Regions from separate parts of the Mus musculus genome. Here region 1 is linked to region 2. The links are chromatin loops, found by intact Hi-C in ENCODE. Cell type or tissue: heart. All regions are shown on one strand.

What was found. A loop is a pair of places that touch in the nucleus more often than their neighbours do. Peaks named below come from ENCODE experiments on the same cell type or tissue, not always from the same donor. Only the 100,000 strongest peaks of a DNase experiment are listed, where the experiment ranks them.
Region 1: it touches region 2 in a loop (2.9-fold over the local background); 5 of 42 quality-filtered maps call a loop at or near these places.

The regions. Positions count from the first base shown.
Region 1 is chr1:9,542,714-9,547,713 of GRCm38, reverse strand. Rrs1 (ribosome biogenesis regulator 1) reads right to left here and starts at 2,306. Exons shown (of 1, transcript NM_021511.2): 1 at 259-2,306. The coding sequence starts at 2,190. The coding sequence ends at 1,093. In heart, a CTCF peak has its summit at 2,366 (motif pointing right); DNase peaks (open chromatin) are centred at 1,693 and 2,403; H3K4me3 peaks cover 3,088 bases; H3K27ac peaks cover 1,716 bases.
Region 2 is chr1:10,037,243-10,042,242 of GRCm38, reverse strand. Cops5 (COP9 signalosome subunit 5) reads left to right here and starts at 4,084. Exons shown (of 8, transcript NM_013715.2): 1 at 4,084-4,573. The coding sequence starts at 4,431. Cspp1 (centrosome and spindle pole associated protein 1) reads right to left here and starts at 4,025. Exons shown (of 30, transcript NM_026493.3): 1 at 3,899-4,025. In heart, CTCF peaks have their summits at 2,404, 2,603 (motif pointing left) and 4,364; DNase peaks (open chromatin) are centred at 2,262, 2,472, 4,122 and 4,302; H3K4me3 peaks cover 3,670 bases; H3K27ac peaks cover 3,140 bases.

The DNA.
Region 1 (5,000 bases), 490 kb after region 2:
GGAAGAGTTCAGTAAAGATGAGCCTAGTTAGAGCTTTACCCAAAGTCACTAACAATCCAGTGTTTCCATGAGTTAAGAGACAAGTTGAGCTTTCCTTGCATTTCTACAAGTAACCTTATAAAACTGAAACCACACTAAGAGTAACCTCCAACCCAATTCCCAACTGCTAGCAACTGACAGACCAACTTGCTTTAAAGAAAACACCCCTTCCTCAATTCTAGAATTGCTATTAATAACTTACAAAAATAATGCAAATACTAATTATGCAAAGATAAGTTTATTAAGAACAAAATAAGACAATGAAACAGGGAAAAACATCTAGGACAGAAATAAACATGAAATCTGCTGCTCGATTATAATCTCAGCACTTGGCCCTGAGTTCCAGGGCAGCCTTGGTTCCATAGTGAATGCCAGATATTTTGACAATATCTAAAACCCAAGCCAATTAAACAAAAGCCACCGGTTACAAACAAAATGACAACTATTTCTGGACTTAAAGCAATCCATTGGCCAAATGCACCACCTGAACCAACACCAAAAAGCACTATACTTTTAATATTATAGTTAGGGCCAAAGTTTTCCTAAAACAAGGGGTCTTTTTTAGAACCACTGTAACTACTTTGTTTTTCTCAAGCACACTCCATATTGGTGCCCAGGTTACTGGCTTCACATGCAACCTCTACCGACAGTAAAAGTTAAAAGCAACACCAGGTACCTGCATCCATTTACAATACTTGCAAATCACAGGTAGATATAATTTTCCCCCGCCCTCCCCGCTTTGATAAATACACAAGCTTTGTTATAAAAATAATGCAAAAATGTTGAAACCAATCTACTGTAACGCAGTATCCAAAGTCAAGATAAAAAGGCAGGCCTTAACTTATTCCTGGTTCTGGCTATATCATTTCTATAATTCTCAAAATACACCAATTTCCAGTCAGTGTCTCTATTAACTCGTCCAGCACTGACTCGAGGGAAGGCAAACCCGTCCTTTTAATGTCAAATGTCACTGAGGGCAGCGGCCACCTATACCGCCCAAGTTAACTTTTAGTACAGTCCCAGCTTTTCAGAACTGGTCCCGAGGGGAGAACGCTACTTCCTCCTCTTCCCACCTTGGGGCGGCACTCCTTTCTTCTTGCCAGCTAAAGCAGAAGGCCAGGAATGCTTTTTGCTTCCCAAGCCTCCTTTCCTCTTTTCTCCCTGACCCGGCGGGCCGCCCTTTCTCTTGCCCGAAGGTCCTTGCCGGCCCCCTTTCCTCTTGCCTTTCTGGCTCATTTTCCTCCTCTTGGCAGCCTCCTCCTGGTCCTCTTCCCTCATCTGCTTGTTGGTGGCCCTCGTCACGTCCAGCCGAGGTTTCTTGCTGTTCATGACTCGAAGTAGCTCCAACTGGTTCTTTTTCTCGGCTGCGAAGTCCCCAAAGAGGGGCTGAAACTTCCTCTTCTTGCCGGAGCCCCGGGGAGCTTTCTCCTTGGGAAGGCGCTCCTGGAAGCGTCCCACCGAAGCGGTGGAAACCTTGGCCACTTGCATGGCGCGGCCCAGCTCTTCCTTACTCTGGTGTCCAGTAGGGTGCAGGCCGGCTGAGCTGGGCATCTGCATCTTGTGCGCGCGAGCCAGGTTCCGCAGACGGTTCAGCTCATTCTTGGCCACGCGTTCTTTCTTGGCCTGAGTCCTCTTGGCGAACTGGTCTTCCATGGGGTCGGCGCTCCCAGGCACCTCGATCAGCCATTCTTTAGTGTCATCCCGGGCGCGCTTGTAGCCCCAACGGCGCCGCCACTGGCCACTCGCCTCGTCCCACACGAGGTTGGTCTTCTTCTTGGGACGGATTCCCTTAAGGCGCGCGAACTGCTGCCAGCGGGTGAGCGGCCGTGGTCGGGGCAGCGGCTTCTCGCGGGGCAGGCGAGTGGCGGGCTCCGGCAAGCGCGCGACCACCGCCTCCTCCACGCGCTCGGTCGGCAGCCGCCACAGCTGGTTGATGAGCAGCTGCGTGTTGTCCCGCGCCAGGGCCCGCAGCTCGGCCTCCGGCGACGGCCCGGCCTGGCGCAGCACGGTCGGGGGGTTGCGGTCCGAAGCCAGCAGGTTGCCCAGGTCGAACTCCAGCTCCAGCTCCTTGTGCACCGTGATGCGCTGCAGCTTCTCCGCCTCCTCCTGCTCTGCCTTGGCCAGCAGCTCCTCCACGCGCTGGCCCTCCATGGCTCTCGCTGCGGCTCGGATCCCTCACTTCGGGACAGCGGCGGGACGTATCGCCACTACAGCAGCACCCTAAACCGGCAACCACGTGCGGACGTCCGGACCCGTAATCCGGAAGAGGAAAGATCACTTCCGGGTTGTCTGGAAGCGGCTCACAGCTAGGCGGGGAGGTAAAGACCGGCAGAGGGCGGCATTGGACAGCAGATGGGCTTAGAGGCGGGACTTGGATTCGTCACCGGATGTTGGCCCGACTGGCGCTGAGGGTTGGCTAACCAGCTCAGGACCTGGTTGGGACTACGTTTCCCAGCATGCTGTGGGGCAGAGGTAGTGCAGTAGGACGCGGGCTGCTCAAACTCTTGGAAGTGCCTGCATTGTAGCTTCCGAATGGAGCGTCTACACCACAGTGTCTATGGGTAAATCTATTACAGAGGTGTTTGGGGCGAGACAAATTATTTCCCCAGAGTTATAGCCCGTTCTCTGTGCCCTAGGTGTGAGCGGAGACAGATCCCACGGATACCTGTCCAAGTTAGGCATTGTTTTGCGACTTAGTAGGGCTTGCAGTTTGTCTGTACGTGGCCTGGGCACCAATTCTGGCCATGCCATTGTTTGTTCCTGTGATATTTGTGTAGGCCTGAAAAATCGTGGAAGATGGAGACTCTGGTAGTATCCAGGAGTGTTTTAAAGGTAAATGTGTTAATAAGCTTGGAGGAAGGCTAAGATCCAGTGAAAACCAAATAGTTTTTATTCAGTAGTCATGGTGGCCTAGGGAGTTAAAAATCTCAGTTTACTATTTACTGCCATCTATTTTTATAGGTTTTTACCTCAGTCCGGTGTTAGAATGGGCACATGTTCATCTAATGTCATCCAAAAAAGTGTTTTGTTTGTTTGTTTGTTTGGTTGGTTTTTTTGTCTTGTCACATAAGTAGACTTTTACTGATTTATTTATTTTTTAGTTTAGATCACATGAACCGGAGGCCGAGCTTGAACTCCCTGTACATCGAAAGAGAACTTGACTTCTTTTTTGTTTGTTTGTTTTTTGTTATTTTTTGAGACAGGGTTTCTCTGTATAGCCCTGGCTGTCCTGGAACTCACTCTGTAGACCAGGCTGGCTTCGAACTCAGAAATCTGCTTTCCTCTGCCTCCCAAGTGCTGGGATTAAAGGTGTGCACCACCACTGAGAACTTCTTGATTCTCCTACCTCTCTCTCAAGCATTAGTGTTTCAGGCATGCAATATCCAGTGTCCAGTTCCATTTTTTAAACTAAGTTTTTGGTTAGAATGCAAAGTAATTATTTTCAATATGGTGCTTTCATACAGGTATCATTGTTATCTCCATCCTTCACTGCCTTCCCCGTCCCCCATAAATAGACATTTAAAAAATGCAGACTAAACTGGGTATGGTGTATAATCCCAGCACTCTAGAGAAAGAGGCAGGAGGGCCAGGTGTTCAAGGCTAGCCTTAGTTGCATATGGAGTCATCCAAATCATTTTTGTTTTTAATGTGGTTTAAGTTTGCTATATAGCTAAGAATGGTCTTGGAATTAATTCCCTTGCCTCTGCCTCCCAAATTCTGGCATTACAGGCAGGAGCCACTATAATTCTTTGTTTTCCTCTTGGTGCTAGACCAGATGTCAAAATCTACACAGCACAAAGCTTCCTCCAAAGTTGCTCCTCCTTCCACCATCCTCTCATCCTCTTCCTCATTGTCTTTGCTGCCCAAGGAACCCTGCCATTGGGAATACTGTAGAGACAATAGTCCCAGGAGATGTGGTCATCATTCAAGTCTAGTAACTTGCTCGGATGATGGCAAATTCATCTTTGACTTTCCCTATCCAAATCTCATCAGTTCAAAGCCTAGATAGCTTGTCTCTGTATGTTGCGCCCTTTCACTCCCCACTGCTGTGGCCTTACTTCATCCTAGCCTGGATCTCTTCTATCTGCTTCTCTAGACCATCTCTCTACTATGTAAGCTGCACTAGTTTCTAGCTGATTTTTGATCAGCAGGAAACAGTGATACAAGATGAAAAGAGATGAAGAGAGTGGGGTCAGGACACTTATGCCCTATTCCTCTGTAGACTACGTGACAGCCTGCCTCATCGAACCGTCTTCTGGCTCTAGAAGCTCCCTTGATTCTATCAAGAAGTTTCCTGAAGTTGTGGCCATGGCTTTGTAAATACTCCTGTTGTTTATTTTTCTCTGTGCTGCCAGGTCTCTCACTAATATCTTGAGGCTATTCTGGGAATTCTGAAAATTTAACTTCCACGAATGTGGCCAAAGCAAACTCATATAATAGACTCATGATTATTCTTGATCCTGATTGCTTACCACCTGGGTTCAAGTCACTCAGAAGTTGTAAGTCAGAGTAGCCTTCCTCACCCTTGTTCTGGTGCACTTCTACATTTCATTTTGGTTAGGTCTGGAACCCCAAAGGCAAAAATGAGATTCAGGGCAGAAAAACAGCTAGTATAATTTTGTGTCAATTTTGTGACCTTTCACATCAAATGAGGTTTCCTGTTTTTTGTTCCCACCTCATCCCGAAGAGGGATTAAAAAGGTTTAAAGACATCAAATTAATACTTTTCACCATCTTTCAATAAATGATTACTCTGATCAGTGCAACTAGTTCTTTTTTTTTTTATTTCAGTTTTCTTTATTAGATATTTTCTTCATTTACATTTCAAATGCTGTCCTGAGAGTCCCCTATACCCTCCCCCTGCCCTACTCCCGAACACACCCACTTCTGCTTCCTGGCCCTGGCATTCCCCTGTACTGGGGCATATAATCTTCATAAGACCAAGGGCCTCTCCTCCCACTG
Region 2 (5,000 bases):
GTTTAGTTCACATACATTAAGTTGAAACTAGTAAGACATGCTAACAGAAATTTCCAAACATGGTTAAAATTCAAGAATCAAATTTGAACAACATCAAAGATGTTTACTTAAGCGGTAAGTAAGTGTTTTCAACAGACAGAAATGGTAAGTACTTGCCATCCCAGTTACTCCCTACTCAGGACAGAGGCAGGCAGAAAAGATCCCAAGTTTAAGCAGTCAATCTTCAATATACTCCATCAAAACAGAACGTAACTACTTTAAGATACAAGGACAAACATGGGGTCAAATGAACACAGGTAGGGATAACCCACAAGTAAATGCTGGGCAATGTTCACTTGAATGAATGCGGAAGACCTGAAGCTGGATAAAATGTCAGGATTCCCTCCTAACAGTAACTTAGTACCAATTATTATTACAACTTCTGAAACTCATCTTAGGTAACAGTAACTACAATAAACTATCTATTAACCAATAGCCTTTTCCCCAGTAATGACCTTTTGCCAAAGGCTATTAGGAGCAATACTGTAGTTAAACAATTTAGATGAACTACTACTGCACTGATGTATGGACGCATCAAGAACACACAATAATGGCAACCCGAGTTTCTTAGTAAGAGGGCGCTGGGAAATAATTATATGACTGGAGCTTGAACTGGGTGACTTCGGAAAAAGTGTAAGAGAACAGAACTTTGCCATCAGGAAGTGGGAAAAATTTTAATTAAATTCTAATTAAAAATTCATAATAAATCTTACCTATAGTATGAGGTTAAAATGAAACAAAAAAAAAAAAAAAAAGAGGCAGCTACCTGCAAAAAAAAATGACTCTACTACAAGAAAAAAGGACTAGGGACAGATGCTCAGGGAGAAATAAGATGTAGACAAGAACAAGGGCAGGCATAAAAGACAGAGGGGAAAATGAAGTTTCTCATTGAACTAGCCAGAAAGGGTCTCACAGTCTTCTTCTCCTTAGCATATACATGAGCATTTGACTATGAGTACCATCCAAATCTGGACAAATCACTCTGAATTTTGCTAAAGAAAAGGTGTCCTGAAAGCATCCTTTCCTGTTTGCCTTATCTGAACCTATCTGCTCCCCTCCCAGGCCATCCCAGAGATTCCAGAGAGAAAGAGCCTCTCTATGGGAGCACGTCAGCAAATACTTCACACCAGCAAGTTCACAAAAAAAGGGGGGGCAAAACAAAACAAAACAAAAAAAAGTGTCTCCCTACTTTTTTGGAGCTCTTTTTTGCTTATCAACATGACAAGCCATTCTTCCACATAAAACTTAGCTTCTTAGAATAACTGGCTTTCTATAAAGCCTTTTTTTCTTTTCTTTTCTTTCCCCCCTGGAGGCAGGGTCTCACTATATAACTCTGGTTGGCTTAGAACTCAAGAGATCTGCTTACCTCTGTCTCCAAAGTGGTGGGATTAAAGGCATGTGCCACCACACCCAGCTATAAAATTGTTTTGATTGCTTTTAGGACCTTACACTGTACAAACTGTTTGAAAACTAAGTCTTATCAAAACTTCTACGTTAGCTTCTTAATCTTATTATCTTCAGAGCCAGATATATCTCAAAAGATGAGTCTCACTGCTAACATTTAATGAAAACTTGATTTGGGTCTGGAAAAAATGGCTCAAAACGTAGACACTTGCAGCCATGATGACGGAGTTTGACAGCTGGGATTCTGTAGGAGGAGAGAAAATTAAGATACACACACACACACATCATACACATATATATATGTATGTGTGTGTATATATATATGTGTGTGTGTGTGTATATACATACACACAGTACGTATTTCTTTCAAACCAGATTCTAATTCCACACAAAGATACACTATCAAGGCAGAGAAAGTTCTCTCATCAAGCAACCACAGTGAGAGAAAAGCAACAGATTTCATAGGGATATGGAGAAGATTAAGTTTAACTTGCAAAGTGTTAAACATTAACCAACCCTCCGGGTGCAAGCACTCTGCGAGGCTTAGCAGCGATGCGCCAGCAGAAGAGAAGGCGCAGGAGAGCCACTAAGGTCTCCAGAGACGCAGCGGGTGGCAGATGCCTCTGAAAGCGTCAACGCGTTGTCAGGCAACCGGCGGGCCCAGAGGCCGCCCGGGAGTCTGCAGCGCGCGTGCAGGGCACCGCCCCCAGCCCGGCAGCCTCGAGACCAGCACCTGGGGCCAAGCCGGGCCACCGCCTCGCGACCCGCGCCTCAAGCCCTGCCCCCACAACACCCCGGAGCTTCCCGGCTCCGCCCGGCAGGCTCGAACCCCCGCCCGGCTACAGCGACCCGGGCCGGCCTCCCGCGCCAGGGCGCCGACTCTTCGCACAGCCGTCCACACCCGCTACCCACCGACTTACTCCCAGCGAGAAGCCACGCTCCCAGCGGGCTCCACAGTCCGTGGTTCCGGCGACTCCGGCGCGGACCTAAAAACCGGTCGCCCGCTCAGGACTCCGCCTCCCAGGCCCAGCCCCCCGCCCGCCCTCCACCAACGGCCAGGCGCGGCCCCGCCCCTCGGGCTGCTGGCGGAGGCCGCGCGGCCGAGGGCGCCCCCTGCAGCCCCGGAGGCCACCCGGTGCACCCGCTGCTGCGCCCAGGGATTCCTGAAATGTGACCACTCCCAGGCTAAATCCCAGCCATCCAAGCCCAGGACGGTCTCCAGTCACGAAGTGTGGATGTGAGAGAAGGAATGTCCGCACCAGCAGTCTGGTCAACTCTCTGTCCTGGGCTTTCATTACCATTTCAACATGTTATTCTGTATGTTTCGAGTGGCTGTGTATTGTGACCACTGGAACAAGCTTACACAAGCTTCTCAGAAAGAACTTAAGATACTAATGTACTCTAATGTCCCTAGTGTGCCCGAAGTTATACTTTAAGAAGATTCTATTTTTATTTTTGGTTTCGTTATTTTGTCTCCAATAGTCCAGGGAGAAAGCGGGGTTGGAACTCTTGATTCTCCATTCTCCACCTCCCAAGTACTGGAATTAGAAGAATGTTGCAATGTCCTTGCTCTGTTTTGTTTGCCCAGCTCCTTGACTTTTTGAAACAGGGTCTCCTGCAGCCCAGGCAAAAGCACCTGCATTAGAAGAGGATACAGACGGGCAGTAGTGGTGCACGCCTTGAATCCCAGCACTCAAGCAGGCAGCTCTCGAGTTTGAGGCCAGCCTGGACTACATAGTTCCAGAACTGCAAAAACCCCGGGGTCCAGGTGAAGCAGCTACAGAGCCTTCGAATTCCTGTGAAGGAGCAGTTACTGACGAAGAGTTAAGGAAAGGCATCTCCGAGCTGTGCTTTTTAAAATCTGTGTGCTCTAAAGCAGAAATGTCAAGAAGTGCATTTCAAGCAATGCCTAACAACTAATATATTACTAAGCCAAGGAAAAAAGTTCTAATAGAATGAAAAACTGGGTTGGGGGAGCTAAAAGAAGATGATGAAGCTGGAGAAGTCTTTAAGAACCGTGTTACGAAAAAAATTAAATATATTAGAATTAAATAAAACACAAATTTCATGCATGCCTTCAACTTACAGTCTAGTGGGCAATTGGGGATGAGAATGTGAGGGAAGAAAACCTAAAAATACGACTGAAACAAATTTCACATTAACTGCTGGAAGGCACAGGTTGCGGAGATTAAATCTGCACTGAGACAAACCTTTTTTAAAAAGTAGCGCCTAAGGCATTCACCGCTCCTAACACTTGTATAAAATGTTACCCTATAAAGTCCCTAAAAAAGTTAATCTTAGCAACCGGTAACTTTTGCTTGCCACCTCGCAACAGTAGCGAAAACACAAAAGCGGAACGCCAACCACAAACCCCGGAGGCTTAACACACCGCAAATTATCTTAAAAGAGTCACGCGATCTTCCCCCTCCAAAACCAATAATCCGGAGATACTTACACCTCTGTTTCTCTAGAGATATTTAGTATTCCAAACAATTTATTTCGTTTGAAGCACCTACACTCACATAAACATAATTCCCCAAACTCAAGTTTCCTCCTACACACAATATGGTGGCATCTGAGTCTGCGCAGTACGAGCCGAGCCGGCCGACTCCTTCCTGGCAGGCCAATAGTCCCGCCTTCCGGCGCGAAAGGCTGTACCATTCCCACACCGAGGCTTTGCGTCCCTCGCAGTTCACACGAACGGATTTCCGAGCCAGCATGTTCTCGTTTCACCGGCAAGACTGATCTTAGCCGAGCCGAGCCGAGCCAACCCTAAGGAAGTGTTTTCTATGTCGCTGCGCCGCCGCCGCGCCCCAGCGCGCGAATGGTCTGGACCAACGTCACCTCCGGTCTCAAGTGTCATGGCTGCCTTGAGAGTCTAGTGAGTGTGCACCCTGGTGGGGAAGGTCCAAAGCCCGCACGCTGAGGCCCAGTAGAAGAAAGTTGCATCTTGATTGTGGAGCGACAGCTTCTCCGGTGCCTCGGCCATGGCAGCTTCCGGGAGTGGTATGGCCCAGAAAACCTGGGAATTGGCCAACAACATGCAGGAAGCGCAGAGTATCGATGAAATCTACAAATATGACAAAAAACAACAACAAGAAATCCTGGCGGCGAAACCCTGGACTAAGGAGTGAGGAGGTCCCTGGCGAGACGCAGGGGAGGGCAGGGATGGCGGGACTGTGAGAGACCCGCGAGGGGTGGGAGATGAAGGGTGTGGTGAGCTTGGCTTTCTGTGGGGCGTCGACCGAATATTGGCCACAGTGGCCTTAGTCTGCCTTGTCAGTAGAGCCTTACCTGTCCTCTAGGGCCTGCTTCGATTCCCCTTTTAGAAAGTTTCTTGCCTTCAGGGCGTGTAAAGGGCTGACTTGGGGTGCGACTTTTGTCAACATGATTATTTTTGTAAATCTCACACACTCTGCCTTGAACCTGGTGGCTACATGCAGTTAGTTGCAGCCTTCAGTAGATTCCCAAACTGAAGAGCGTGGCTGTTTTTATAAATCGAATGAGCAGAGCATTGATTTAAAAAAAAAAAAAAAATCCATGAGCTCTTGGATTGA